2 separate regions of the Homo sapiens genome follow, and region 1 is linked to region 2. Evidence: chromatin loops called from intact Hi-C (ENCODE). Cell type or tissue: endothelial cell of umbilical vein. All regions are shown on one strand. Each heading gives the region's core, and the rest is flanking DNA. Links, peaks and the distances in the headings are about the cores only. Region 1 overlaps LOC105379104 (a long non-coding RNA gene). Region 2 overlaps PAM (peptidylglycine alpha-amidating monooxygenase).

Region 1 (16,653 bases), core at 2,966-10,965, 57 kb after region 2:
GGCAAGGACTCTGCTGACAGTGATTCTACCTTCAAGGAATATGTCTGGTGGAGAAAACAGATAAGAGAGCTAATCATTCCTGTAAGATGTGAAAAGTTCTAGGTTAGAGCCATGGAGGGCACAGGAAGCTTTCCTAGGCTAGCAATTTGTCTGGCACATAGTAGGTGTTCAATAAATGTTTGTGGAAGGAACGTCGATTAACTGGTGATTATTACCATAAAATGCATGTTAAAATAATGTAACATACATACAATTATGTGCTGTGATTTTAAAATCTACTTAATTTTCATGATATTAAGATGTGTTAGTATTTTTTTTTTTTACTTTGCTTCATACTAATGTTTTGGGGGCTATGTTAAAGGAAGTTTAAGTTATTTTTCTCCCTTTGTAGAATTAAAAAATTTTCACCTATTATTATCAGAACCTTGGGTTTGTGATAAATGCTGCCAAGTTAAGCAACCAGGCATTTTCTTTTTCTATGAGTCCCTGAAGGATTTCTTTAGTACTGGAATTAGTTTCAAAAATCATAAATTATGTAATTTGTTGGAGCAAGACCTTTTATATCTTGAATAAATGGCATTTCTTCTCCCCCTCCCTATCATTCACTTTTCATGTTACTAGATCAAGGAGACAAAAGGCACTCTACAGCAAAAGCTTTCAGAATGTCTCGTAAACAGGGTCTTGTGAAAAACAATAAACTAGAACTAAAAGGAGACATAGATACAATTGCTATAAAGCTGTTTGAATTTCTCTTTAAATCCTAGGGTTTATTTTCATGTCTATAACATAATATAGGCAGAGCAACATGGTCTTCTGACCATTGCTTATTGTTATCTCACATTTCCCAACACTGAGAAGCATAATCTCTGTGTTGATAATTTATCTTTGAAATGTAAATCATTAAATATTTTTGGGGTAAAAGTCATGCAGTTTAGAGTAACAGGAAAGTCACATCAGCATTCCACCTTTATAATGCATGACTGGGGTTTATTATTATTGCACTGACCTATGGAGATACTTTAGAGAATTAATGTACTGTACTGCGTGTGTTATATGCTAGATTTCACATATATAAATATCCTGAAAAATTAGTCATTTAGTTAGCTGGATCATTTAACAGACTTAGCAAAAAATGATAATCCTTTTTAGCAAGTATTTGTTCATATTGGCTAAATATTTGTTTAAAGGTTTGTTAAATATGTATGCAATTTGCAAATTCTGGTATCTGAAAAGATGATTAAAGCAATCATATTTTTGTAACAAGTTATTAATATTTTATATCTTCTTACTATATCTTCAATTTCTGGTATACATAAAATGATTCCTATCTTTCTTAATCTCTAAGATTATATCAAATAGCTTACCCAGAACAAAAATAAAATATGATGTCTGGCACTACCTCATATTTAATCCTTAATTGCAGTTCAGAAACAAATTTGATCCTTGGCTTAACATTCAAATGTGGTGGATTCCTTTCAAATGGTAGTGGATTCCTTTCTAAGGAATAACATGAAGAATCATACAGTCTCTCCAAGTTGAGGATACCAATATTCAAAGGACAATAGAGTCCCCTTTTTATGGTTTTTTTAAGTAACCTTAAGAAATTGCTTTCATATTGTTTGGGAATCTTCAAAATTAAAAATAAAATGGAATTATGATTTTCCCCTCTACTTCTAAATAATAAAAAAGAAAGAATACAAATTATCTCATTACTTCTCAGTTGTAAAATGCTGAAGTTAGAGAACTAAAATGTATATAACATTCTAAAATGAGGTGTCATAAGGAGGACAGAAGTATAGTATTTAAGCAATATAGTTCCAGGTGTGTGCATGTGTGTTTTCAAATCTACCAGGTCCAATTCAAGATGTCACCTCTCCTCAATATTGTCAAGGGGAAAAAAGGGCCCTGGATTTTAAACAAAGAAAAGGATCTTATCATGAGTGGCTATCGCCTGAATGTTGGTATCCTTCCAACATTCATATGTTAGAATTTAATCCTCTCTTAACATTATAGAGAGGAGAGGCATTTGGGAGATGATGAGGTCATGAGGGCTCCACTCTTATGAATGGAATTAATGCTCTCATGCAGGGGCCTGAGGGAGCTTACTTGCCCCTCCTGCTCCTTCTGCTATGTGAGGACACAATGTTGGCCTCTTTTGCCATGTGGAAACACAGCAACAAGGCACCATCTATGAAGCAGAGTGTGAGCCTTCACTAGACACAGAATTTGCTGTTGCTTTGATCTTGGACTTTCCAGCCTCCAGAGCTGTGAAAAAGAAATTTCTACCACTTATAAGTTACCCAGTGTAAGGTATTTTGTTACAGCAGCCAGATTAGACTAAGAGAAGTGTCAAGCTTGAGTCAAATCTTTAATAATCTCAGTTTGTGATATAATCATGCTACGTTGGAGGTTTTAATAATTATTATCATCTTACTAACTAGCAGCCCAGAAACTCCTTTAATTGAATGTTACTGGCAGTTTTAGCTTTTTTTCTCACATGAGTGCACTATAATATATAGCACAGGTGAGGGCAATTAACTCCTTGGTGGCAGGAACACGTCTTTCTTTTCTTTTGAAAGTTTCCAAACCATAGCAGGGCCAGTTGTTGGGGAATGTACTGTGTATAGTAAAATGTTCAGCAGCATCAGTAACCTTTACCAACAAGGTATCAGAAGTACTAAGCCAGTTGTGATAATTAAAAGTCTCTCCAGATATTGCCAAATGCCCGCCTGGGAGCAAAATTACCCTTGGTCAAGAATCACTGCTCTAGTTGGTTGATTTGATGATGATTTATATTTGAGTGATTCTTTTGCCAAATATGTAGGTGACATCTTCTTCAGCCTGCATTTCTTTAGCCACATGTGTAAGATAATTCTGGTTTTATATATCTTCATCATGCTGTTATAAAGTCTCAATAAAGGTATAGATAAATCTAGACTCCTAGTAAAAATGTGCTATGCCATATTGTGCAGAGCCAAGGAGATACCGTTACCTGTTTCTACAAGAGTCAGAACTATTAAGCAAAGCACTTTTTCCACAGTGACTGATACCTAAACAATGACTCATAAATTACAACGACCTTTGTTGTTAAACTTTTATTGTTAATAAATTTTAGAACTGTACATTCCTTTCTCTTCTGAAATCTGGAGTATCACCAAAAGTATGCTTAGCAATCCTTTGGAACAGAAATGTTCTCTCTCTGTCATGTGTCCTTTGTCCTATTTAAGAATACTTAAGTGTTCCAAACAGCGGACTCGGTAATGAGTTAAGTTGCCTTTCCTTCACCTAATGACAAATGGAAAATGGTGGAAATTCCATTAAAAAACTAACAAATGGAGTTTTTCTTCTAGAGCCACAGTCATTTTCTTAAACATTCACTGGATTTAAGAGTGAAGAGTTCAGCTTTCTAGGGAAATTTTCTAATTTCTTAGGGTACTTTTTATGGCTTTAGAACTGTTGTGAGTAACCCTAGCTCAGGAGCAGTTCCTAGATTTTCGACTTGGCTGAGCTTGTTGTATAACTGTGGATCAATACATATTTGTTGGTGAATGAATAAGTGATTAAATATTCTTCTTTTTCTAAGACATTTGATTTAAAACTAAGTGAATTTCCTTACAATTTAATAGCAGATGTGCTATTTTTATCCCTTATCTCCATGTCAGAGCATTTAAATTGAGGGTAGCTGCCAGAGGCAGAGTAAAAAAAAAAAAAAAAAATCATGTGTATAAGCTTTCTTCTGCCCTATTTCCTTTTGCTCCCATTTACTTCATAATAACATACATCCATCACTGTTGGGGTTGACTCTTGGCTAGTTTCTCAGTACAGGCTAATGTGAACTTGCTACAAACACTTACTGGGTGATGATAACAACTTAATTTTTCTAAAGGAATAATAAAAGTGTAAAACAAGTCCACTCTCATTCATAGTCAATATAAGAAAGCAGTGGGACTGGGCTTCTCAAGAGAAAATAACATTTCCTATGGAAAGGAAGCACACGTATAGTTTTTCTTTTTAAAGAGATATTTTATGGAAGCAAACTTAACGTGTTCTTTAATTGGCAATGTTATCTAAGTTATTTTCTTAAATGTATTAATACTCTCACATCTCATTCTTTGAGATAAGTTAAATGCTAAAATTTACGTTTACATATGTGAATGTATGTGTGTGTATGTGTACTTTAGGGTCTCTCTTTCTCTCTTTCCAAATTCCTAGTTTTCTCCTTTAAGCCTCTGCCATCTACAAAACTAAACAGCATGTAACACAAGGTCTGCCACATGATAAGAGTTCTGTAGATATTAATAGCTTGTAATTTTACTTCTACCCTTTCACCGTTATTGTGCCTGCTCCATGGTTTAGTGTTTTCTGTAGAGAGAATACTAAAAATGAATCCAAGGCATTTTCTTGAGTGTTGGCTCTGTTTATGCCAGCAGGGAAAAAGCACAGTTTTAGAAACTTCTATTTTGCCCTGGTTTAACATCTTCTCCTGTCATTATCTCAACTTTCATTACTTCGAGTGGAATATAGAAATAAGAAAGCAAAAGCAACTTTCCTATTAATAAAATCTACCTTTATCTCATTACATTCAACGTTAAAATAGAAATGCCAATAATTTAAAAAATTAAAATAGGCAGAACACTAAGTGTGCTTCTATTAGGGCATTGTATCCTTTAGTCCCATTTATTTGCAGTCAATCCATTGCTCAGGTATGACTGCCCACATTAGCTGACTTGAGGTAACACACTATAATGTTTACTTAGAGAGAGGTGGCTCATGTATTTCGGGCTTGTAGACACTGTGGGAGTTAAAAACAAAGACCATTTCCTTTACTACATTTACCTTAACATCTGAAAAGAAGAACAATGAATTTTCATGCATAGCTTTCCATTCTTCTTCTTTTCTAAACATTGGAAGTCCTTTCTACCTTTTTCCTCCTGCCAAGCTCACAAGACAAGACAAGGCCGAGGCCACAACCCGAGTGATTTGACGGGTAAATATACTATTCAATTTTAGGTTTAGAGAGTTTATTACTTACGTAGACAGCAAAAGGAAGAATAACTGAAGGTGCTATCTACTGGGTCCTTTTCCACAGGCCAAAAAGGACAACACTGAAATCAAAGGAGTCTAGGGACTGCAATGATAATGCAACAATGTCCATTGCTGGGCAGATGATTCTAGACTACAGCTGGGCAGTTTTATAGTTTGCCTCTATACCTGGAGCGGGGAGGGATGAAAATCCTTCTATATCATTAAAACCCCAAAGGCAATGAGAGAAACTATCAGTTTCCTAGAGGAAATAGAAAGGAGATTGGGAGATTTCCTCAAAGTAGCACCTCACCAGTCTCCCATCCTCCCATGTTCTGGGAGGATCTCAATGTCTCCTGCCAAGACTTGTATAGGTTGTGGTTCAAGTCTTTGCCTGTGTGGTTTGTGCGGATATGTGCAAAGTTACCAGGGCACCATGAAGGAGCCATTCCACTATTTTCTAATTCTTCTTTTGCTCCAAACCCTTTTCTACTGTCTATTAGGGAGCTGTATTCATGTCCTTTCCTTTCCTCTTACAAACAAAAATTTGAACAATATTCTCGGTTGTAACATGGGCACTGGGTATAAATTTTCACAACTGGGATGAAAAAAATGGTACGATCTTTCATTTTTCAAAACCATATCTTATGTAAACCCCGCATTCTTCAGGGCTAGCTAGAAATTAATTCATTGAAATGAATGTGACTCCTTTGCCTTCAGCGCATGCTAAAGTGAGAGGATTTGAAGCAGACCAGAAGAGGACAGAAAATATTCTCCACTTTTTCTCCCCACCATCGGTCAATGAGGAGACCTTCACTAACCAAGTCTCCGTGGGTGCTTGGCTCTTTGCCGCCTCTGCTTGTGCATGCGATTTGTGATTGAGATTGTCAGTCTCAGCTTAGTTTTCAGCTTTTGCAGGGGTGGCAGTAGTGGGAGGGGATGAGGAAGATTCTAAATCATTTTTCAGGTCCTGGCAGCTACCCTGGGTGCAATATCTGCTATTTCCCTAAACCCAGCAAAACCTTTTTCCTATACCTTCCTTTTTTGCAACTTCCTTCCCTTCTCCTCTCCTCATGAATATATAATCAATATAGTCTCTCTTGAATGAGGTTTTAGGATCACCATATTCTGCTTTTTATGAATAGTTGTGAAAGAACTACAGGCTAAGACCAATAAGTATTTTTCTTACTACATACCCTGTTAAACACATTATCATGGGTGTCCAATCTTCCCTGGCTTCCCTGGGCTACGTTAGAAGAAGAATTATCTTGGGCCACATATCAAATACACTAGCACTAATGATAGCTGATGAGCTAGAAAAAAAAAAAAAAGCAAAGGAACTCATACTGTTTTAAGAAAGCTTATGAATCTGTGTTGGGCCGCGGGTGAAACAAGCTTGCATTAAATCATCAACACATCATGTGGCACAGGAGTGACATACTTACAGAGAATTGACCTCATTCCAGATGTTTATCCAGCAGTTGCTAAACAGATGAACATTTCTAGAGCTCGAAGCTTATTATTATGAGTCATTTTTAGAGGTATGACATGACTCATGGAAATGTTATTCAATCAATTGTTTTTATCTCCAGATTTTTCTATTTTTTTCTAATTGCTTAGGAAGAAAATGTTGATTATGACATCTTAAAGAAAGACCTCACTCCAATTTATTGCAATTTACTGATAATTATGTTAGTTCAGTGGCTGTGTATTACTGTAATCAGTGCTTATATTCATTCTTAGGGTATATTCATGCTTAGGGTGAGGTTAATATAATTATGAGCTAACATCTGGGATTGGGAAGATGGAGAACCTTATAAGGACAGTCTTAGTAGATGTGTGTGCAGATGCAGTCAAGACTCTCAAATTAAAATATGGAATCCATTTTGACTTGTAGGGTGGTGGTCAAATACTGAGAATGAGGAGATAAAAACCTAAGCCAAGGGCGATATGCTTGTGGATGTGGAGAGATTCAGGACACAGTTTTGCCACATGCCAGTTTTTGCCTTTCCATATCTTGTTCAGCATTCACTGAAGGCTGCAGACAGCTTCAAACCACTTAGTTCTTGGGCCAATATTGGCTAAGCCTGAATGTGTGCATGTATGTGTGTTTATACACACACATACACACGCAGATATTTGAATATTTCTGCTTCCCACAAGTGAGGTTTAGAATTTATCTTACTACTATAAGTTGGGGGTGCCTGCCATGAGCTCTTTAGTGTCCACCTGATCGCCATATGCAGCTTTCTTCTAAACCCACATAGTGATATGCTCAGCCTATTGGATGTTCTGTTTCCTCTGTAGATACCCACCTGGAATACAGCCCTAACACCAGCTCATTTATTTGAAGCCTAAATGTCTTGATTATCTTAAAGTTCTGGCTTCTTGCACCTATGGTTACTGGCCCAGATCTTCCTCTTTAACCAGAATTGTCACCCACAGCCTAGAAACTCCTGTCCTTCATGCCATTTGTTCTAGTGTTAATTCTGGTCTTGCTAGACCCTAATACTTTGGCAGTCATAGTTTAGAGCATTGGTCACTCTTTGAGCCATAAGCCATAGTCCTCCCTGTAATCCCCTCCCTGACCCCATTTCCCTAGCATACATCATGGCTAAGCCCACACAGACCATGTTCCGGAGATTCACTGGGCTGGCTACCATTCCACCTATTCAATTTGTCCTGGATATGCATATAACTTCTCTTCAGAATTTTTCAACCTTCCTTTCCAACAAACCTAAATTCAGAAACTTCACTGAGAGGAACAACCTGTTCTAATTTTTGTAGAAGTAAAAGATTTTGATTTTTTTAAAAAAAACTTACTTGTGATTCATGAAACATCCTACCAGAAACATTTTTTTCCTTAGTGATTATTTCCAGGGAAGATTTCAAAATACAGTCCCTGCTGAGAAAATTCATTGTTTCCTCTCCATGGAGAAAGGTGAAGAAAGTTCAAGACAAGGACAAGGCTCACTGATTCTAGTTGCCTCCCACACTGATCTTTGACATCAACAATCTAAAGAACTAAAAATCATCTCTGAAATGCAGCCACAGATTTAAACTACCCTCAAATGACCCCAGCGCTTGCAGTGAATGCTAAGATATAGAAACATCAATCAAGCGTTTTCGATGCACAGGTTTTGTTTTAGGGCCATTGGTATTCTCACTTGCATATGTGTTTAGACTCAGTTAACTGTTTAATCTTCAACAGGTTTGGCTGATACAGATGTTTCCTTTGCACTGGCAGAGTCGCTGACAGTTAACGATGCATCTCAACTCATGAATCTCTCCTGCCGCTCACCCTGACAAGTTGGAGAGGAAAAGACTGCCTGCAGATGGTGTTTCAAGTGTGTACAATACAGTGGGTTCCAAACACATGGGGACTGTGTTGGGGTTGCCAAACTCACTGTGCTCTCACATGTAGCATAATGCATTTGATAAAAGAGATCAATTTATTAGCAGTGTTTTATGATTACAGGGAAAAATATTGGCTTTGTTGGCTAAGGAGAAAAATTTAAACTGAGCCCCTATGGAGAAGTGAGGAAAAAAACTTACTAATTTTAAAGGAGTTGCTTTTTTCAGATCCTCTTTTTTGGCACTTTATTTCTTCAGTACTGGAGGTCTCCCTGATGCGCTGTTTTAGGTCACAAGCTACCATGATTGTGGGCAATAACACTAAAGCCCTTGTCATTGCCAAGCATCCCTGTTCCTTAAATTCTCTGCAAAACTGTTCATTCGTCATAGCTATTGTTCCCTCACCACTGGCAAAGGGACACAAGTTAATCTCCATGTTGAGTGAAGGGCTCAATATTGGAACGTGGATTTGTATAACACGGAACACAAATTTCTATCAAAGACATATTTTGAGAAAGAACTATTATAATAGTTGGGGATGACTGAGGTGGACAGAAATTTCAGTTTTTGAGAAAATTGGGTATTCCTGGTTGCTCCAAAAGACAGAGAGTTTCTCAGAGATATCCTACTGTGTATCTACAGTGTTTCATTTACAGTGGGCACTCAATAAATGCTTGACTATATAAATAAAGAAGTGAATGGCATCAAATGGCATTGACTATATAAATAAAGGAGCGAATGGCCTAACACAAGGATTCGCACTGAATTTAGAAGACTTTTCTCCACTATTGTTCTCTCTGGAGAGTATAAGAATGAGAATAAAATGGAAATTTTAGAAAGCAGAGGGGTGCAGTGACCATTTAGACTGATCCTCTTATCTTGGAGATTATAATGACTATATTTATTTAGTATTTATCCTGCCAGGTATTGTGCTAAGAGTTGAACATGGCATATCTCATTTAATCCTCATAACAATGCTCTAAGTGGGTATTAACCCATTTTATAGATAAGAAAATTGAGGCACAGAGAGGTCACACAGCTAGTAAGCGATAAAGCTAGGATTAAACCTGGGCCCTCTGGCTTGACAGCCAGCACTCTTTTTTTTTTTGAGACGGAGTCTCGCTCTGTCGCCCAGGCTGGAGTGCAGTGGCGCAATCTCGGCTCACTGCCAGCTCCACCTCTCGGGTTCACGCCATTCGCCTGCCTCAGCCTCTCGAGTAGCTGGGACTACAGGCGCCCGCCACCATGCCCGGCTAATTTTTTGTGTTTTTAGTAGAGACGGGGTTTCACCGTGTTAGTCAGTATGGTCTCCATCTCCTGACCTCGTGATCCGCCCGCCTCCGCCCCCCAAAGTGCTGGGATTACAAGCGTGAGCCACCGCGCCCGGCCACACTTTTTTATTATGCTACTTTGGCTGCCACTCAAGCCTTAGAGAGGTTGAATTATGTATCCAAAGCTGTTACAGGGTTGGGTCTCAGACTTTATCTCATGATTTCCCATTCTATGGCTTTTTCTTCTACCACACATTTGATTGAGTAAAAAGCCTTTCGTATAACATATGGTCCTCAAACTACAACATAAATTGCAGAGATAACTGGTGAACTGGTGAAAGCAATTGCCAAGATTCCCGAAGCAGGATCCTGCCATCTTTACAGCTGATCTCAGGCAATCAGAATTCTAAATCCTATGGCTAGAGACTAGCATGTTTAGGAATTTAGCCTGGGGCAAAATCCCAAGGAGTACAAGTTTTTGACCTGATAGATTCTTATTCTCTATTCATGCAAGAGTAGGGGTGACTATAAAATAATTTAACTAATTCACACAAGTTGAATACCTTTAATTTTACCAGTGAGAGCCCGATTTTAACATTCATCATGGTAGTCAACAGGCTGCTATTTTTATCACTAAAAGCCCTTTTCTGACATTTAGTATGCTAATTAGCAAAATGGAAGTTATTGAGCAAGATACACATAACAGAAGTGCTTGTAATAGCTTTTCTGGAGTATTGACTTCTTGATGAGAATGCCAGCAGGCTACTCCTGTGTTCGTTAACCACTACTGGACAGGGAATATTTGAGTAGAATGCTTACAGCCTCTGGGTGACAGCTCATGCCAAGCTAAGTGCACATAATATCACAGTGTATATGTTGAAGTGTTTTAAAGTAAATTATAATCATTATAACAGGTGGCCTCAAGATTGGTTGATTCAGTAATTAAATGAAATCTTCAAAAACACAGGCGTCCCTCATTTCTTTTCTGCCATTTCACTTTGTTCTTGACTGGCACCCCTAATAGTAGTGAAATGATGCTGCCCATCATATACAGACTAGACACCATCTAAAAGAATATGGGGGATAATAGATGTCCCTTTGTGTCTCCTCTTCTTAACACCAAGGAAACTTCACCCAGAAGCTACTCACCAGATTTCTCCTCACCTAATTGGCCAGAATCATATCATATATTCATCTTAATCTAATTACTGTGAAGAACATAATGGGATTTTTTTTGACATTCGTAAACTTAAGATATAACTGTCAGTCATATGAGAAGGAGTGGATACCTGGAAAAATCAGAGCTTCATGAACAATAATAAAGAAGGAAGAGGCAATTGGGACAACGATCAGCATAGTCTGCTATGTGTGGAATAATTACTTCTTCTTCAATGTGACTGCTTTATCTTTAAGGCCAATGTTCATCTTTCTCTGACCCTTTATCCATCTTTTCCCTTAGCCCCAGATCTCTTTGTCCCTTTCTTGGTTGATTTGTCTTTGCTGTTGTGCACACATTCACTGAGTCTTCAGTTAATACCCCAAGATCTTGAATTAGAGGAAGGAAGTTATAGTTTTAATGAGGATTCCTCGCTTTGATAGTTAACCTGGAGTCATTTCAGGCTCCCTGATGTATTCTCAATTCAGTGCCTGCTGTTTATCATGTTAACTCTGCGATAAGTTCTTCAAGGAATATTCCTGATTTGAGAATACAGAGGCCACAAGAAATAGATTAGCTAGGGCATTATAAACACTGAAATCATCCCTTAAGGATGCCACTTCCAGGTTGTTTGCTTCCTTTATCTGTCCAGTCAGAGTCTCACTCAAAACAAGTGCTTGACATTTTTCAAAAAATGATGTTCAATTTCTAGTGATCACTTCCAACTTCTTCCTCTCCCCTGGCTAGTTTTAAGATGAAAGAAATGGCAGAGTGTTTTAAAACCACAGTAGAGAGCTTGTGTTGAATGATAAGGACATATTCACCAAATATTTACTTCTCCAATGCCTTTAGAGAAAAGAAAGAGATGGCACGAGTCAAGAATCAGTTTTCTAGAAATGACAGAAAATGAACTAAACTTTGTACAGATTTAAAAATTGGTTCTAAAAGCTTAGGCTTATTTAACGTGAAAAAAGCAGTAGTTCTAAATTGCAAAGGTCCAAGACTATTAAGAAGATGCAGGAAAAATAAATAATGGGTATTAGAGTTAATCTAATTACTGTGAAGAACATAATGGGCGATGAAATAATCTGTACAACAAACCCCCATGACACAAGTTTACCTATACAACAAACCTGCACCCGTACCCCTGAACTTAAAATAAGAGTTAAATTAAAAAAAAAAAAAGATACAGTTAGGGAAATAAAGACAGATTTAGTTGGTATTTTTTGAACTTTCATTTTGTTTGAGTCTAATACAGAGTTATGTATTAGTCCATTTTCATGCTGCTGATGAAGACATATCCAAGACTGGGCAATTTACAAAAGAAAGAGGTTTAATGGACTTATAGTTCCACATGGCTGGGGAGGCCTCACAATCATGGCAGAAGGTGAAAGTCATGTCTTACATGGTGGCAGACAAGATAAGAGAACTTGTGCAGGGAAACTCCCCTTTATAAAACCATCCAATGTCATGAGACTGATTCATTATTACAAAAACAGCATGGGGAAGACCTGCCCCCATGATTCAACTACATCCCACTGGGTCATTCCCACAACACCTGGGAATTGTGGGAGCTATAATTCAATATGAGATTTGGGTGGGGACACAGCCAAACCATATCAGTTAGTAACTAGAAAATATAAATAACATTTTTTAAAGTCTAAATATTCTGTAAATTGTATCCTAACGTTTATACCTTGCAGAAAGTTATCTTTTTCAACTTCCTCCCACAGTAATTTCCCATCATCCACTTACTTCATCTGTGCTGTAAGTGGGGTCTTAACTCATCCTTTAGCCATGTCACTTTCCACTAATACACACAAAACAGGCACCCACCTACAAACCTGACCCCCTTCTGCTTCATCAATGGCATAATCATTCTCCTAAGTACCCAGTCCCAAGAATGTTATCTGTTTCTCAATTCTCACAACCAATTATTGACAAGTGCTAGGAATTATATCTCCAAAATGTTTCCTGCTTCCAGTTTCTCATTTCTTTCCTTTATTACTTTCTTTGTTTCCACTTCTATCATACTCAGAGTTTTGTCCTAAACTCCCAGTGAGAGTCTTTGCTTCTTGCTTATTTCTTCCAATCTATCTTTCACACTACTGCCAAAATATTCTTTCTATAGGATAACTCTGATCATGACCTCTGCAGAAGCTTGAAGGTCTTCTTCAATTGTTCCTCTTTACCTGAAGAATTGGAAATCCCCCGCATGTCATCCATAGAGATTCACCAACTACATTTGCAGCCTCATCTTTTATAATTCTTTCAAGCATCCTACTCTGAATCTGTTATTCACCAATTTTATCCTCTTTGTCTTTGTTCTTTTACCATAAACACCGTCCCCATGATCTCTCCTGTCAAGATGATCCCCATCCATCAAGGCCTAGTTCAGATGCCACTTCTTCCATGAAGACTTCCTCTGTGACTTTCTGTTCCTTCTTAATTACCTGTCCAAATCCCTCCCTCCCTGACCTTGGAACTGCATCAGTGTTTCTGTTACTGTACTTAACATGACCTTTTTTTTTTTTTTTTGAGACAAGGTCATGCTCTGTCACTCAGGCTGTAGTGCCTTGGTGGGAACATGGCTCACTGCAGCCTCTAACTCCTGTATTCAAACCATCCTCCTGGGTTAGCCCGCAGAGTAGCTGGGACTATAGGTGCACACTACTAGGCCTGGCTAATTTTTTGATTTTTTGTATAGACAACGTCCCACTATGTTGCTTAGGCTGGTCTCGAGGTCCTGGGCTCAAGTGATCTTCCCACTTTAGCCTCTCAAAGTTCTAGGATTACATGTGTTGACCACTGTGCCTGGCTCATGTTCTATTTTGAATTATAGTTGGTTATGAATCTGTCTTTTTCGTGAATCAGTTACTGCCTAACAGTATATTTCACAGATGGTTTGGTAGTTGCTTTGGGTTGAATTTGGGAGTGCAGGCTAAATTCTATTAGCTTATTTAATGCAGAAGCCAATAGAATGTAGTGTTTTACTTTCCATAGAGCCAGGAATCAGTGCAAAGCCCAATTCAGGATAAAAGTCATAACATTTCTCTTAAACCTCACTATGACTTTTTAACATCTGTCATGGCAAGAACACCCTTTATACAATACTGCAATTTTTCCTTTTTCCTCTTACATGCTTTCTGCACCTCCTAACCTAACATTTTGACCTGATCTCCCCTCACTCATATTTTATAATTTCTATCTCATTCTGCTTATTTATACACCTCTTTCTATGCTGTGGTGGGCAACTTTGGCTTTTGCTTTGTAGTGTTATTCTCTCTTCATTAATAGCAGAAACTGATTTTTCTTTGGAGGAGGGCTAGCATTAGGATTTAGGCATGTGATCCAGTTCTATTGAATTATATTCAAGGTCCGTGGCCACAGTGATTGGCAAGAGATACAGTTTGCTCCAGTGAGACTCCAACAGGATAATAGTATTTTGATGATAGGAATAAAAAAATTCTGTAGTTGGTGGAATTGCTAAAGTGACACAATCGAAGCCTGTGGTTGACTCTCTTTAAACCTCTAAGAAGAGCTGGCATGAATGAAACTATCATAGAGAAAAATAGACCCATAAGATGGAGAGAGACCAAGTGCTGAAGACATAATTTGAGCCCCTGGATCCAGGTTTTGGATTATATAAGCCAACAAATTTCCATTTTTATTAAGTCAGTTTGAGCTGGGTTTTGTTCCCACGTGGCCAAGAGTCCCTACTCTTACATATACCAAAGATAGGCTTCCTCCTTAAGGCTACTCCTCTTAGCCTTTCTCTTTTTCATTGATCTCATAAAATTCAACTTGCCCTCTATCACCCCCAAGCCTTTTATAGAAAAAGTTAAAAAAAAAAAAGGCCAATAACGATATCTGGTACCTGTATCATATGACTTTTCTGAGGGCCTAATAAGTGTAAAATGCTTGAAATGGTACCTGTCATGTTGTACCATATAAGTATTTGTTATTTCCATCTCCATATTATCATCACTATTTTCATGTTACTCATTTACAATAATCAGATCACAAAATTAGAGACTTAAATCCACTGATACCTCAATCTCTATAAGCATTTACTTATAAATTGGCTTTTTTGGCCAGGATATCATCTATTAGTATGTCCTGCATTACTATTTGTCTGAATGACTTTTCTATTTGTTTGACAGTGCATTCCATTTTACAAATGTATAATATAAAGTTTGTGTCTGTTGAGTCTCTCTTGGGAGATGCATACCAAAAAAAATCACAGAATACCATTTGTAACTATCACTGGTTCACAATATTTGTACTGTGAATCTTTATATGCCTTTTAGGTGTCTAAGAAGACTATTTCTTTCACTTTACAAATAAAGAAACATGTAAAAGTATTATTTCTCAGGGTAATATATTAATGGGAATGGAACATAAATCTCTAGATTTCTAATACAAGAAGTGAATAATTGCCTCCTAAATAATTTCAGTATAATTGTTTCTTAGTATAATATTGTTTTGACTTGGAGTTAAGTTCCCTGAGTTCCAGTTTTTGCTCTGACATTGATTAACTGGATAATTCTGAGCAGACCATGGATCTATCGACCACAGTTTCCTTGTCTGTAAATGAAGAGTTTATACTCTACATTTAATGCACCTTTCAACCCCAAAATTCTCTGAATTCATTTCAAAGGATGATTTATCATGAACACATTTTAGAATCGTTGTTTTCTATGAGACAGAAGAGCTACAAAGAGAGACGCTGAAACTCTTCATTCAAGTATGCAAATGATACTCAATTTGTAAGATTCACTTGGAAGAAATAAAGAGGTATAGCATGTAAAATGAAAAAGGGTTTAGATCAATTTAAAGTAAGAGTATAAAGGTGGAAATTTCAGTTCATTCTAGTGAAAGGTAAACTAATTAATCTGGGAGCTAAGACACAAATTGGGGAAAAGGTGATGAGCTGTACCATCATCCAGCACAGTAATCAGGAAGAGGGTTTGGTGACTGAGACAGAGACCACTGAAACTATCTCCTTGTGCTAGAGAAAGGTTAGGAGAGGGGCATTTACCTTTTCAAGAATTACTACTGGTGGATCTGTTAGACATCACACACTTGTCCAGAACTGGTAAGGCCTCTGAGACAGATGAGGATTTTGCTTGAATCTCCCTTCTGAGGTACACCCAGGCTATGTATCATTTGGAAGCCATTCTGAGTCAGAGCTCTTCTCCCAAAATTAGCTCTTGGACAAACACACACAAAAGATTTATTTTTTCTGGGTCCAGGTTAATTAAATACAGCCAAAGTGAAATCAATTCTGTCTTAAGAGTGACAGGCCTGCTGCCTATCAGAAGAGCTGCAACAATTAGCTTAGACCTAACAATTGAAAACATTTATTTGACTACTGGATCACCTGTACCAGCAATTCAGTAAATTCAATATCTATATGGAAAGGTAGATAGATGTAAATATAAATTATATATATATATTTATATATGTAGACGTATAGACATGTTTTTAGGAACAGAATTGTGTTCCCCAAAATTTATATGTTGGAGTCCTAACCCCCAATGTGAATGTAGAGATAGGAACTTTATCAAAGTAATTAAATTTAAATGAGGTCGTGAGGGTGGGGCCTTAATCCGATAGGACTGGTGACCTTATAAGAAGAGAAAGAGACACCAGAGAGCTCTCTCTCTTTTCACTTGTGCACGAAGAAGAGGCTCTGTGAGGACACAGCAAGAAGTCAGATGTCTGTAAGCAAGAAAGAGAACCTTCCACCAGAAACCAACCCGGTGGTACCTTGATCTAGGACTTCTAGGTTCCAGAACTGTGAGAAAATAAATGTCTGTTGTTTAGGCCACCCCATCTATGGTATCT
Region 2 (16,653 bases), core at 2,872-10,871:
GGTTTTCTGACGGCAAATCCAAGGAGTTTTCCACAACAGATAATTCTATTCTATTCTGATCTTATATTCATACTATTAGTAGATCTCTGAGAATTAAGGACTGCCTGATTCAAATGCACACAAAGTATTCCCTCCAAAAACACAAACGGGTAAACCTGACCTGTATAGCATCTACATATAAAATATTACCATGGGAACCACGACAACTACAAACTGAGAAAACTGTCATCACCAACCCACCAGAAAACTAAGCTTCGTTCATTTGGTTGCTTGTCTATGCAATCTTCCATGTAAAAATGAAGTGAATGAAAATAAAAATGACTCATTTCAGAGGTTTCTAATTTGGTAAGATTTAATCACCACAGCTCTCAAGTTTCCTCTGGAACAAAATGCCACAGACCAGGCTTTGGAAGGAAAACAATAATAATAATCTACTTGAGCAGTCCCATGATTCATTTTATCCATCATATGGGGTCTAGTTTTTATTTCATTCTAAATGCCAGGGAGACCAAATGCCAGTTTTGATTATTCTGAATCCTTAATATGATTTTTGGTAATGTTACAGTCTCCTTCCTGAAACCTTAATTTTTCCTCTTGTTTACTTGTCAGGTAAACATTAATTGAATGCTCCTTGTCTAAAATACTATATAGAATGCTCTGGGCAATTTTAAAGTAAAGACAAACTGTTTGCCTTTGACAATGTTACCATCTTATGGGGAAGATAGAACGAATATAAACATATAAATACAAGTATAGGGCAAAATCAAGGACCATGCAGAAGTGCAAATGCAAGTATTACAGGGGAACACAAATCAACTCTTCAAAAAAATACATGTGGGGAGGTGAGAGGAGAAAGGCAACTCACCCGCCTCCTTTTTAATTCTCTATGGTGCAGGCTTTCTCCTTTAATTTTTTTTCTGTCTAACAGGGGTCCAAGAGGTGCTTACTTGATCTCTAGCAGGCTAACCCCAAGACGGCACAATGCCATTCAGGTGTTTTCCACAATTCCGCCTGCAGAAGGAATGATCGCAGGTCTCTCAAGGGCAAACCGAAATTTGGCAGGTGACCTTTCATTTACAGCATCACAGAAGAAAAATACATAGAACCACCCCATGTTAATCGCTAATCTAGCAAACCAACTTTCTCTCTTTTTATAATCCGTAAAAACAGAAAACAATAGCTTAAATGACCTCTGCTTTGTAGGGAAAATTAAAAAGGGCTTAAGCCAATATGCTGTCTATTTCTGGGGGGAAATAAAATACCTCTACAGAGGAAAACAGGCCCGGGAATGAATGGTGACATTCCATGTTCCTCACATATTCAAGTATAAATCACTTACCTCTTAGCTGAAGGGCTGTTTTCTTATCGTGAATTTTACCTACAGATTCCTTCTGGGAAGAAAGGGCCTCGTTTGGGCTAATTTTTAAATTCTCTAGTAGAATCCCTCTCTCAGACAATTAGGTCTTTTTTTTCCAGAAACTCCCACTTAAATACTTGATTTTACTAGAAATTTTATTCATTTAACTAATATTTATAGAGCACCTGGTATGTCCCAGGAAACTGTTGTGAAAATCCCAACCTAAGGAGCTTCAATTCTAGTGGGAACAGATAATAGGGCTGGGGGAGTAAATTATATGTTAGATAATAACAAGGTTTATGGGGAAAAAGGAGAGCAGGGCAAAACAATCAAGTAGTAGAAGTGAATGTTTGCAATTTTAAACAGCATAGTCAAGGCAGATCTCAATGAGTAACAATGAGATTTGAACAGTCTTCAGTTCCTAAAAAAACTCCCCTTTCTCTCTAGATTATATCCATTCATAATGTTGCTTCACTTTTTCCATATTTATATTACCCATTTTTATTGCTACATGGTGATTTTGAAAAAGATCCATTTCAAGTAAGATAAAGTCCCATGTTTAGAAAACTGCCCTACAATACAAATATCCCTGAATTCCAGTATTAAGTAGTTAAGAATAAAAAGGTGAAATTATAAAACAATTAGAATAAAAAACTTTTCTGCATACTTGCAAAAACAAATCAGAAAATACAAGGAAGCAGGGGGGAAGAAGCACCCATTTACAAAATTTAAAAACAAAACCCCAAAAACACCACTAAATATGAAAAAGTAACCCTGATAAGAAATGTGTGACATACAAAAGGAAAACAAAATTTTTCTGAGAACTATAAATGCAGTTATAGTTACATAACAATGTGAAATACATATTGTTGGCCAGTATTGTAGTACTATAAAAAGGGTTCCAGAGATCTTCTGCAGAACAATGTGAAGAAACTTAATACTACTGACCTGTACATTTAAAAATGGTTAAGAGAGTAAATTTTATCTGTTTCTTTACCACAATTTTTTAAAGTTCTAAAAATAGACAAACCTGACAAAAACAACAATGGGGAAAGTGTTCCCTATTTAATAAATGGTTCTGGGAAAACTAGCTAGCCATATGCAGAAAATTGAAACTGGACCCCTTCCTCACACCTTATATAAAAATTAACTCAAGATGGATTAAAGACTTCAATGTAAAACCCAAAACTATAAAAACGCTAGAAGAAAATCTAGGCAATACCATTTAGAACATAGGCATGGGAAAAGATTTCATGACAAAAACATCAAAAGCAATTGCAACAAAAGCAAAAATTGACAAATGCAACCTAATTAAACTAAAGAGCTTCTGCAAAGCAAAAGAAACTATCCCAAGAGTGAAAAGATAACCTACGGAATGAGAGAAAAGCTTTCCAATCTATCCACTTGACAAAGACTTGATACCCAGAATCTACAAGGAACTTAAAGAAATTTACAAGAAAAAAACAACCCCATCAAAAAGTGGGCACAAGACTTGAACAGACACTTCTGAAAAGGAGATTTATGTGGCCAACAAACATATGAAAAAAAGCTCAACATCACTGATCATTAGAGAAATGCAAATCAAAACCACAATGAGATACCATCTCATGCCAGTCAGAATGGTGATTATTAAAAAGTCAAGAAACCACAGATGCTGGCAAAGCTGTGGAGAAATAGGAATGTTTTTACACTGTTAGTGGGAATGTAAATTAGTTCAACCATTGTGGAAGACAGTTTGGCAATTCCTCAAGGATGTATTACCAGAAATGCCATTTGTCCCAGCAATCCCATTACTGGGTATATACCCAAAGGAATAAAAATCATTCTATTATAAAGATACATGAACACATATGTTTATTGCAGCACTATTCACAATAGCAAAGACATGGAATCAACCCAAATGCCCATCAATGATACACTGAATAAAGAAAATGTGGTGCATATACACCATGAACTATCATGCAGCCATAAAAAGGAATGAGATCATGTCCTTTGCAGGGACATGGATGGAGCTGGAAGCCATTATCCTCAGCAAATAGCACAGGAACAGAAAAACAAACACCACATGTTCTCACTCATAAGTAGAAGCTGAACAATGAGAATGCATGGACACAGGGAGGGGAATAACACACACTGGGGCCTTTCGGGGTGTGGTGGGGAGGGAGAGCATCAGGATAAATAGCTAATGCATGTGGGGCTTAATACCTAGGTGATGGGTTGATAGGTGAAGCAAACCATCATGGCACACGTTTACCTATGTAACAAACCTGCACGTCCTGCACATGTATCCCAGAACTTAAAATTAAATTAAATTAAAAAAATAAAGTTCTAAAAATAGACAAAAATTCTTAAAGTAACACAAAATTCTTCATATTACACCAAAGTACCAACACTGCAGACCAAAGAATAGTGTCATATTGACAACCTTGCTTTAAAAAAAATTTTTTAGGCCATATTCCATTTAACCAAATTATCTAAAGTACAATAAAAGTGGTATTTTAAATCAATAGGGAAGGAATAATTATTCAATTAATGATGTTGAATCAATTTGTAAAATCCATGGAAAAAATACATAGATAATATATCATAACATATATAAAATTAAATTCCAGAACTAAGTAGTTAAGCATAAAATGTGAAATTACAATACAACTAGAATAAAACTATAGGTAACTATTATCTGACCTCACAGCAAGAATATTTTTATAAAAATAAAAACAATAGAGGGAAATGAAAGAAATAAAAAAGAGAAGACATTGAATTTATCTTCACTAACTGAAATAATTATCTTTAATAACTGACTTACACAAAAATTAAAACATTAAGTATGTTAAAAAATAATCCACCATTTATAAAACCAAAAGGCCAACAAAGAGACAAAATGAATTGCAAAATATCTGACAATGGGTTGATAACCTTTATAAATAGTTCGCATGTATCAATACGTAAAGAACAAATAACACATATGAATACAGAAGTCACAAAAGAATAAAAAAATTAAGATGTTCAATAAGCACCTGAAAAACTGTACCATCTCAATAGTAATTAAAGAAATAGCAATACTTATGTACAGACTTCTTACCCTGTATCATACATGGCTTTTACTGTTGTATGTCTGCTTTCTATCTGCTTTCTAATTCCATCCTCCCACAAGTGTTTTAGGTAGAAAGAAAATTTTCTGCTATTTTCCATATGAAAAAACTGACACAGAAAGGTCACATTCGAAGGCAAGGTAGTCTCACTTTGGAGTGGCTCTCTTAATCCCCACACTATACTGCTGCCATAAATAAAAATGAGGGAACATTTACACACTTTTGGTGGGAGTGTAAATTAGTTCAACCATTGTGGAAATCAGAAGCAGTATGGCAATTCCTCAATGAGCTAAAAGCAGAACTACCATTTGATCCAGCAATCCAGTTACTGGGTATATACTCAGACGAATATAAATCATTCTATCATAAAGACACATGCACATCAACGTTCACTGCAGCGCTATTCACAATAGCAAACAAATGGAATCAACCTAACTGTTCATCAATCAGACTGGATAAAGAAAATGTGGTGGGATACACCATGGAATACTATGTAGCCACAAAAAAGAATGAGATCATGTCTTTTGTAGGAACATGGGTGGAGCTGGAGGTTTTAACCTTACCAAACTAATGCAGGAACAGAAAACCAAATACCTTATGTTCTCACTTATAAGTGGGGGCTAAATGATAAGAACTATGAACATGAAGAATGAAACAACAGATACTGGGGTCTACTTGAGTGGGGAGGGAGAGGAAGAGAAAAGATAACTATTATGTACTGGGCTTAATACCTGGGTGACAAAAAGTCTGTACAACAAACCTCTGTGACACGAGTTTACCTATGTAACACACCTTCACATGTACCCCCAGAACCTAAAATAAAAGTTAATAAAAAGTAAATAAGTTAATTAACTAATGAATTAAAAATAAAAAGGAGAAACCTTTTTACTGTATTAAATGTTGTCTAGGGCTGGCCTCCATAACTAGGCCCACAAGCCAAATGCCCTGCTCACTGTTTCTGCACTGCCTGCAAGCTGAGAATGAATGTTTTTTTACATTTTTTAATTGTTGAAAACAAATTTTAAACAGAGCAATACTTTGTGACACATAAAAATCATATAAAATTTAATTTCAATGTCCCTAAATAAAATTTTATGTATTGTCTATTGTTGCTTTTGTGCTATAAGAAAAGAGTTGAGTAGTTGCAACAGAGATCACATGTGGCCTACAAAGCCTAAAATATTTACCACCTGGTCCTTTACAGGAAAAGTATGCTAACTCCTAATACAGCATATGGTAAACTGTGAACTCCTCTACGTTGTCACTGCACTGTAAATAGCAATCAAATACAATACAAAGCAACAACTATATATCTTCATACTTATGGACCCAGTACTTTTAGTTTATTACAACAAAATGTAAATTTCATAGGAATTTGTATGTAAAAACAGTGTAGCAACTGTGAACCCAGGAAGTCTGACTCTAGGCCTCCTAAGCTCAGGGCTGGGTCTAGCATGAGATCTGCACTTAAATATTGAGCCAATGTCTTGACTCCCAAGGAAGTAAAATAGTTTTCCAAGTTTGTCAAGTAACACCCATTAAAATTGGCATTCCTGAAGTCCTATTGCTCTGAACTGCCAAAACCTTGATATTATTACCACCAAGGTATATGACATATTATTTCAAAATACATTGTTTTGATAGGTTGAATCATATGAAACTCCAGATATTTGAAAATCTGTGATACATTAAAATCATGAAATTAAAAGGTAGACACAGTTTGAACATAAAATCCATCCTAACTATAGATGAACCCAAAATTGAAGTTTACTTTCAGCAAAACATCAACATCCGTCACATAAATTAATGTAATTTCTCAAATTGTATTTGTGTTATAGTTTTGTTGGCATTTAATTTGTAAATGTGTTTTATTTTATAGCTGTATAAGTGCTATAAACTAAGACATTACTCCAACTTTGAATATATTTAAGTAATACTACGACAAGTATAATTAAGTCAAACTGGAAGTGAGGGTATTTTCCTTTGAAAGGGGCCTGTATAGTTTACTTATTTGAGAACCATGTGCATATCTCTTGAATTGCACAAGCATCCTAGCACATAAGTTTGAGAAAACACAAAATGCAATCCCCTTTTGCTCTATTTCACAAGCTTGGTGTTGGTAGAGAACCACAGAGGGCAAGAATCAGGATGAGGAAGACAGCACAAAACAGGCCATTTTCAAACACCCTCACATGCAAAACAAAACAATTACCTTTATAAGCCTCAATTTTCTCCTCTGTAAAATAGGGATGAAGGTTTACACTGCAGGGTTATAGAAAACATTAGAGGTACTCTAGGTAAGGTTTACAACATACAATAATAATGATATCCAACATTTATTAAGCAGTTAACCCTGTGCCAAGCATTTTCTATGCATTTTATGTGCATTAATCTCAAAGAATAATTACAACCACCACACTGTATGAAGTGACACCAATACATCCCTGTTTCAAAAAGGATAAAGCTGAGGCACTCAGAGCGTTTTTCAGTAATTTGCCCAAGGTCACGCAGCTATTATAGTAAGAGGCAGAGTTAAGACTTGACCCAAATGTCTAATGCCAGAAGGAAGCTGGTTTTCTTCTCCACTCTACAAAATGACCTCAACAAATGGGAACAATTATTATGATTCTGATGTCTATAGTTTACTAGGACAAGAAAACATAAACATTTCTTCTTTTAAACCCAGCCACAGCCCTTCTAGCATATCACAGCCCCTCTAGGGGCAGGTAGGTGGCAGGGGGATCCAAGCCACTGGGGTGACAAACCATTACAAAACATTATTTTCAACTTGGCACTGGACTTCTCTCTATAAAATCTGGGGCATACAGAGCAACTTTATTTTTGAAAGGCTTCAAAATTCTAGCCAACAACAGTGTAAACATCCATTTCCTCCTCTCAAGAATTTGAAAGGTCACTCCTCCAGTTTCCTTCCTTTGTGATCCTGTAGTTGAAAATGCTAGACCAAGCCACCAGACATGAAGACAAAGTATTTAGGAGAAGAAGCCAGACACATCTTCACCAAGGTTGTTGTACAGATGAAAAACTGCTTGGTAAACATTGCAAAGTTGGTAGCTTGAATACCAGGAGGGCTGTGCTTTCAAAACTAAGACTACTTTCTTCCTATCTTCTATGTTTCCCCTGTTTAGAATGCAGCACTAACAATAAACTTCAATTTCATTCCCACTTGGCAAATGGGTTTGTTTTCACTTTGAAAAGACAACCAAAATGATTACTATAACAGAACTATAGAATGTTTAGCAATGGAAACCAAAGAGGTTATTAGGTGACATAGTTCCCAACCACCCCTAAACTCCATGCCCTGGAATCAAGTATATATTGTAATGAAAAATAAAGGTTTTAAATTTACAGTACTGACCTCTCTCAACTTTTCTGAAGAGAATCTAAAATGGCCAATAGGAGTTTATAACTCCCAAAATGCTTAACGAAAACTGGCTTTTTTGTTTTCTCTACATAGCCGCAATCTTCAAATGGTGCCACTGTACAAAATATTATATAACATGCTGTAACAGCAGGTTTAAAAACAAATATAAACCCCTTCAGGGATCAATACAGCTCTTATCACCTTAAAACAAACAAACGAAAAACCTAGAGACACAATCAAAGCTATTTTTCATGGACTACAGAGAGTATTTGGGGGAAATTATTAACTATTATTAAAACACAGTTCCAAACTCATTCTGTGATGCCAATATTACCCTGATACCACAAACAGACAAAGATACATTAAAAAAAGAAAACTATAGGCCAATATCCCTGATGAACATTGATACAAAAATCCTCAACAAAATAATAGCAAATAAAGATCATTCATCATGACCAAGTGGGATTTATTCCAGGGATGCACAGAAGATTTAACATACACAAATCAATCAATGTGATATATCATCTTAACAGAATGAAGGACAAAAACCATATGATCATCATGATTGATGCTGGAAAAGCATATGATAAAATTCAATGTACTTTCATGATAAAAACTCACAGAAAACTGGGTCTAGAAGGAACACACTTCAACATAATAAAAGCCATATGTGACAGACCCACAGCTAGTATCTTACTGGATGGGAAAAAACTGAAAGCCTTTCCTCTAAGATCTTTATGACAAGGAGGCCCACTGTCACTATTGTTATTCAACGCAGTACTGGAAGTCCTAACTAGAACAATCAGACAAGAGGCAGAAATAAAGGGCATCCAAATTGAAAAGAAAGAAGTCAAATTATCCTTGTTTGCAGATGATATGACCTTATACTTGGAAAAACCTAAAGACTCCACCAAAAAACTAATAGATCTAATAAACAAATTCAGTAAAGTTGCAGAATACAAATCAATATACAAAAGACCAACATACAAAAATCAGTAGCATTTCTATATACCAACAGCCAAACAATCTGAAGAAGAAATTTTTTAAAATCCTATTAAAAAAGCCACAAATAAAATTCACTACCTATGAATTAATCAAAGATGTAAAAGATCTCTATAATGAAAACTATAAAATATTGATGAAAGAAATTGAAGAGGACAGACACATACACAAAACGGAAAGATATCCTATGATCATGGATTGGAAGAATCAATATCGGTAAAATGTCCATACTACCCAAAGCAATCTACAGATTCAATGCAATCCCTATCAAAATACCAGTGAAATTCTCCATAGAAGTGAGAAAAAAAATCCTAAGATTTATATGTATTCACAAAAGACCCAGAATAGCCAAAGCTATCCTGAGCAAAAAGAACAAAACCAGAGGAATCACATTAACTGACTTCAAATTATACCACACAGCTCTAATAACCAAAGCAGCATGGTACTGGCATAAACACAGACACATAGACAGAGGGAACAGAACAGAGAACCCAAAAAGTGATTCAAGCATCTAAATGAACTCATTTTCAACAAAGTTGCCCAGAACAAACATTGGGGAAAGGACAGTCTCTTTAATAAATGGTGCTGGGAAAACTGGATACTCATATGGAAAAGAATGAAACTAGACCCGTATCTCTTACCATATACAAAAATCAAATCAAAATGGATTAAAGACTTAAATCTAAGACCTCAAACTATGAAACTTCTACAAGAAAACATTGGGAAAACACTCCAGGACATGGGTATGGGCAAAGATTTCTTGAGTAATACCCCATAAGCACAGGCCACCAAAGCAAGAATGGACAAATAGGACCACATCAAGTCAAAAAGCTTCTGCACAGCAAAGGAAACAATCAACAAAGTGAAGAGACAATCTGCAGAACGGGAGAAAATATTTGCACACTATCCATCTGACAAAGGATTAGTAACCAGAATACATAAGGAGCTCCAACAACTCTGCTGGAAAAAAAAATCTGATAATCCAGTTAAAAAATGGGCAAAAGATCTGAATAGACATTTCTCAAAAAAGACATACAAATGACAAATAGGTATATGAAAAGGCGCTCAACATCATTTATCATCAGAGAAATGCAAATAAAAACTACAATGAGATGTCATCTCACCCCAGTTAAAATGGCTTTTATCCAAAAGACATGTAGTAACAAACGCTGGTGAGGATGTGGAACAAAGGGAACCTTTGAACACTGTTGGTGGGAATATAAATTAGTTCAACCACTATGGAGAAGTTTGGAGGTTCCTCAAAAAAACTAGAGCTACCATAAGATTCAGTAATGTCCTTTCTTTGGGGTATATATGTCCCACTGCTAGGTATATACCCAAAAGAAATGAAATCAGCATATTGAAGAGATATCTGCACTCTGATATTTACTGTTCACAATGGCCAAGATTTGGAAACAACCTAAGTATCCATCAACAGATCAATGGACAGAGAAAATGTGTTACATATACAGAATGGAGTACTATTTAGCCATAAAAGAGAATGAGATTCTCTCATTTGCAACAACATGGATGTAATTGTAGGTCATTATGTTCAGTGAAATAAGCCAGGCACAGAAAGACAAACTTTGCATGTTCTCACTTATTTGTGAGAACTAAAAATACAAACAATTGAACTCATGGAGATAGTAGAATGACGGTTACCAGAGACCGGGAAGTGGAGAGGTTAGAGGGGGAGTTGGGATGGTTAATGGGCATAAAAAATGGAAAGGATAAGTAAGATCTAGTACGTGATAGCACAACAAGGTGACTGTAGTCAATGAGAATATAATTATACATTTTAAAATAACTAAAAATGTACAATTAGGTCGTAACACACAAAAAATGTGTGAGGTAATGGATACCCATTTTACTCTGATGTGATGATTACATATGGTATGCCTGTATCAAAATATCTCATATGCCCCATAAATATATATACCTACTAGTTATCCACAAAAATTAAAAATTAAAAAAATTTAGAAAAATTTTTAAAAGACATGGTTAGGTATGAATCAGAGTGGAAAATGTTAATGGTAATAACAGTAGTTAACACCATTATAGTAATTATAGAACTAGCAGTATTCTTTGTCACTGTCATCACAGTAGTAGACTGAGTGCTTGCTGTGCACTGGTCTCCACTCTAAGTGCATTACATCGATGAGCTTATTAATTCCCACACGACAAGCTTGCCAGAGTGACACAGGTCCCCAAGCCAGAGTCTGTGGATTCAAATCCTGGTCCCAGCACTTACAACCTATATGACCTTGGGCCAACTACTTTAACCTCTGTGAGCCTCATTTTCCAACATCTACTTGAGAGTACACCAAGAGGAAATTTATTTCTACAACAGCAGTGAAATCTAATATGTCTTCTTCCTTAATTTTTTCTACAAAAAACAATAAGCAGAAATAAACAATCTATGGCTGTTTTTCGTTTAGTGAAAATCTTGATGCAGCAATAATAATGAAGCAATTTAATGAAAGTACAGCAATTAAGAATCTAGCTATTTGGAATATAGGGGCTGTACTAAGAAAGTTCTTCTGGTTGACAACAAAACAGCAACTTTTCTAGATAAAGGTCAAGTATTCAATTTCTATTCACTAAATCTGGGTGAATTCCTACAATAGGCTTCTTAAATATGCTCTATGTGCCACTCTGTTAGGAAACTTAAAATGGTGAAACTTTTAAACTGGCAAGCCAGGTACATAAGGAAGCAAAACAGCAGAGTCAGATACCTTCCTCAACATCAAGCAAAGGCTGTCCTAACACCAGAATAAGAGGCCAGATGAAGATTAAAGCATGCTCATCTGATAAAATGGGACATCTTAATGCCAAATCTGGATAAAACGCCACAAAAGGTGCACTTATATATTCTCCAACATCAACCGTTCAAAATGTGTCCAACTCTTTTCTGCACTATCAAAAAACAGCAATGCAAAATAAAAACAAAATGAAAACTGATGAGAAAAAATGTATATAATATTAAAGAAAGTTTTAATTCTAAGAGAAAAGTAAATTTTTATAACCAAAGGCTAGGGCATTTAATAAGATAAAAACCATAAACCCTTCTGGTTGTTTAACAGAGGGAGGTCAATCTGTTTCATGAAACCACATGTGGCCTTCCAGAAAGTCAAAGGGTCTGCAGGAACTAGATTTTACAGACAAAGAAAAGAAAAGAAGAAAGAAAGAACAGAAAGTCAAAGGGGAGCATGATGGCAAAAAAAAAAAAAAAAAAAAAAAAAAAAAAATCCACAACTGAAGCAATAAAATAAATCACACAAAAAGTCCACATAAAAATTATACGAATAAATATATGAATTGCATATTTTTTCACTAATGTCAGTATAAAAACTGAATGTACTATTAAAATTTGGAGGAAAAATTAATGAGTACTTTTGCTCCTTCTCTTGGCTGGCCTGCTGTACTCTAATTTAGACCAAGTTAAAATTAACAGGAATTGTTGAATTCTAAAATAAGTTATGTGAATGTTCAGAATTTCACATGCAACTTTTATCAAGTATTTCATTTATTTTTCCTTATATCAGGTGTCCCCAGCCCCCTGGCCACAAACTGATACTGGCCTTGGTCTGTTGGAAACAGGGTTGCACAGCAAAGAGGTGAGCAGTGGGCAAGCAAGCCAAGCTTCATCTGTATTTACAGCCACTCCCCATCGCTCACATTATCACCTGAGCTCCACCTCCTGTCAGATCAGCTGCGGCATTAGAGTCTCATAGGAGCAGGAATCCTAACGTCAACTGCACATGAGAGGGATCTAGGTTGCAAGCTCCTTATGAGAATCTAATGCCTGATGATGTGTCACTGTCTCCCATCACCCCCAGATGGGACAGTCAAGATGCAGGAAAGCAAGCTAGGGTTCCCACTGATTCTACATTATGGTGAGTTGTATAATTATTTCATTATATATTACAATGGAATAATAATAGCAATAAAGTGCATAATAAATGTAATGCACTTGAATCACCCCAAAACCTTCCTCCACCCCAGTCCATGGAAAAACTGTCTTCCATGAAACCGGTCCTGGTGCCAAAAAGGTTAGGGGCTGCTGCCTTGTATCATATGGGAAACTAGCTCTACATCTAATTTACCATTTAGTAACACAGAACTAATTCACCACATTTGTGATTACCCTTTCTTGTATGTGTATTGTATCATGCCGATATGGGTTGAGTTGTGTCCCCATAAAAAAAAAAGATGTTCAATTCTTAACTTCCAGTACCTGTGAATGTGACGAATTGGAAATAGGGTCTTTGCAGATGATCTAGTTAAGATGAGGTCATTAGGGTAGACCATAATCCAATATTACTGTGTCCTTATAAAAAGGGGAAACTTGGACACAGAGACAGACACACAAAGAGGAAGACAGGAAAGATGATGTGAAGACACAAGGAACCATGTATAGGCCAAGGAACATCTGAGGCTATCAGAACAGGTTCTCTCTCACAGCCTTCTGAAAGAACCAACCCTGCCAATATACTGATGTTGGACTTTTAGCCTTAGAACTCTGAGACAATACATTTCTGTGGTTTAAGCCACCCGGTTTGTGGTACTTTGTTACAGCAGCCCCAGGAAACTAATATGCAGGTTGTAGATGAAGTCGGCCCAAGCTTGCATGGTGTGGCTGGAAGCTTAAGAACCCTCACAGAGTTCCTGCAGCACACACTTACATGACTCTACACTATGTGAAATGGTGTGAAGAACCTGCAATTTAGATGAGGATATGGACTACACCCACCTAAAATATTAAAAATAATGTCGTACATTTGCTTAAAACACTTTGTACATGTTTTATTTCACTTTTTCTTCACAACTACACTGAATGAAAGAAGGGAGGCTTGGTATCTTCATCTTATTGACAAGAAACCTGAACGTTGACTGTTTTGGCCAATGTCACATATATACATGGCAGGGCAACTACTGGTGCCAAATCTTTTCTAGGAAAAATGAATACAATCATGAATATTTTAACTTGGAACAATGGTGGCACTTTAAAAGTAGAGCTTCTTCAAGTGACTCAAGGAAGGACAAAAATAACATCACATAGACTGAGTAGGCTGAGGGGTTCTGTGATCCAGGTAAGCTGGAATAAATCAGAAGAAACTGGTGGAAAAAATAACTCTTGAAGGAAGTGATGGAAATAGGCCAATAGAAAGAAAAGAGGCTTCATGATGAATAAAAACAATGCCAAAAAAGAAAAGAATAAATTATGTGGAAAGCCTAAACAAACATTAAAGGGAAGCCTTCAACTGAATAAGAAGTACAGAAAGGGTTGCAACAGCATGTGGGGTTGAAGTAAGATTGGGGACTTTTAGCTGGGCTGATGAAGGGATTGTCATTGACAAGACAGACAAGCAGTTACCACTGACAGTTTTTGAGCACGGTTTGCTGTTGTGGTAAAGGAAGCTGTTCTAGTAGCTGTGTTAAAATCAGTTTAGTGGCGGAGCAACCTGGGATTGTAGTTGATATAGTAAGGGACTTTGAAAAACTGATCAGGACTGAAGATAATGACCCCATATAGATGCTTTAAGTTTTAGCTACCAGCAAGACATTCTTAACACTTTTCTTCCCTCACGCCCCGTATTTCTGGACATACTGGCCTTCTTGGTATTCCTTGGTGGTGGAGGTATAGAGGCAGAGTTCCTTTGTTCCAGCCTCAATATCTTATACCTGTTACCGCTGCTTCGTAGAGAATCTTTGCACAGTTAGTTCCCCGACTTCATCTGGGTTTTTGCTCAAATGCTACCTCTTCAAGAGGTTTTTGTTGACCATCCTGTGTAAGAGGACCCTCTGCTATCATTCTCCATTCCCTTATTTGCCTAATTTTTCTTTACAGGACTTATTAGTACCTGAAATTATATATATATTTATTATATATATGTTTTTAATATATATGTTACACTTAATGATTATCTGTCACTCCCATTAATAAGTAAGCTCCATGAGTCCAAGGACATTTTATGTACTGTTCAGAGTTTTATTCCTAGAGCCTGGCACAGAGAGTAGCATAAAGTAGGGAGTCGCTAAATATTTTTTGAATAAATAAAAGAAAACCCCAACTTATTCCCGAGTTCAATTAATGGTATTCCCCCCAAAACACTTTCGATCTATCTTCACTGCCACTTCCCAGTATCCACCACCAGACTGGTACACACTGTCATGTCAAATTAAATTAATGCAAGAGCTACCCAATTTCACCCCACTGACATGCACACCCCAATCCAACTCACGCCCCCACAGATGATCTTACCAAAACACAAATCACATCAAGTCCCCAGCTCCGACCTAAAACACTCTCCTATGTTCTTATGAGGAAAACCAAATTCTTCATGTGGCCAGCAAGACCCTTTGTGGACTGGCCGGCCACCAGCCAAGGGGTCCAGCCTCACAGTAGCTCTTCTCTCCCCTTGATCTTCCTCAGTTACTTGATTTCATTCTGTTCCCTTCTGTAAAGGGCCTCTGCACAAATGGCAGTTCTCTCTGCTTTCTGGAACACTTTTCTTCCTACCCTATCTCACATTCTCCTACTCATACTTCAGATATCAATCAAGTGTCACTTCCTCAGGTTCCTATTATATAAGCCCACAAAATTCTACTGTTCTATTCAGAGCATTTACCTCTGCCTGTAATTATACATAATTATTTGTTGTTGTTGTTGTTGTTGCTGTCGTGTGTAAATTTTATTAGGGATTGTCTTCCTCCTATACTCTTCACTCCATGATAATGCAGACCAGGAATTTTTTGCTCATTATTGGATCTCTGGGGTCAAGAACAGTGCTAGGTACATGGCTGACACTGAATGAATATTTGTTGAATAAGTGAAACCCAAGAGCTAGAGGTCACTGTCAAATACATAGATAAAAAATTTTTCCACTAATACTGAGGTAAAGCTGGAGGCAAAGATATTAGTGAAAATCTATAATAGGACTTAGAGCTATTATTAAAACAGAAGGAGAGTGGAGGAACCCAGGACAATGCAAGCTGAAACAGTGCTAACTATCTACTGGATAATCATGGGACCAAGAGAGTCTGTTTAATTAGGGAACTAGACAAGAACTAGTTCAAATAATTTACTGACACCAGGTAGTTATGACTTAGGTAGTGACAGTAACTAGGTGAAAGGTTACATTTACATATCCTATTAACAGCTCCTTGACTCATCATCAGTCTGCTCTGGAAACATTTATCTGTGCAGAGAAACCATTAAAACTTTCCTCTCCTTGGCATTTTCTATTATAAAAATTCTGCAAAAAGTCCTTAGTTCCCTGGAAAATGTTTTAAAGGCATTTCACTCTGGTCGATTAGGCATACAGTAATAGCTAAGTGAGGCAGGGGCCACAGAGGAAATGGCATATAATAGAAAGAACCACTTCGCTCCTGATTAAAGTTACTCATGTGCAGCTTGAGAAAATGTACACACCAGAAAGCTCTGAGCACTACAGGGTATCACGGGTTAAAGGACAAGGCCTAATTTTTTTTTAACCCTCATTGTTACCGCTTTATTCCCCAAACACTAGAACCAATATAATTCTAAATTCTCCCCAGGGAAAGAAGGAGTTTATTAGCTTACTTTTATTTCCTTATTTCAGGCTTCTTTTAAAATAAGATGTAGCATTGATGAGCATGAAAAAAAAAATCTAATATTGCTTCCACTCATTGAAACCCATCAGTGACTCATGCAATAAACAGCAAGTCTCCTGGTTTTGTTTCTGAAGAGGGCACACCAACAGTTTCAACAGCATACTCCAGTTTTACTGGAAACAGTTCTCAAAAGATGACTTACCACACCCTGCCTGAGAAAGGAC

The links. Peaks named below come from ENCODE experiments on the same cell type or tissue, not always from the same donor. Only the 100,000 strongest peaks of a DNase experiment are listed, where the experiment ranks them.
Region 1: a loop joins it to region 2, with 2.6 times the contacts of the local background. A loop is called at or near these places in 2 of 110 quality-filtered maps.

What each region holds. Positions count from the first base shown.
Region 1 is chr5:102,705,463-102,722,115 of GRCh38, reverse strand. LOC105379104 (a long non-coding RNA gene) reads right to left here. Exons shown (of 4, transcript XR_948632.4): 3 at 1-44. Among named protein-coding and RNA genes, the nearest start is that of PAM, 42 kb to the left of the region's middle. In endothelial cell of umbilical vein, for the core only: no CTCF peak of the experiment used is centred there; a DNase peak (open chromatin) is centred at 6,485.
Region 2 is chr5:102,762,355-102,779,007 of GRCh38, reverse strand. All of the region lies in intron 1 of PAM (peptidylglycine alpha-amidating monooxygenase), which reads right to left. Among named protein-coding and RNA genes, the nearest start is that of PAM, 15 kb to the right of the region's middle. In endothelial cell of umbilical vein, for the core only: no CTCF peak of the experiment used is centred there; a DNase peak (open chromatin) is centred at 7,417; H3K27ac peaks cover 1,755 bases.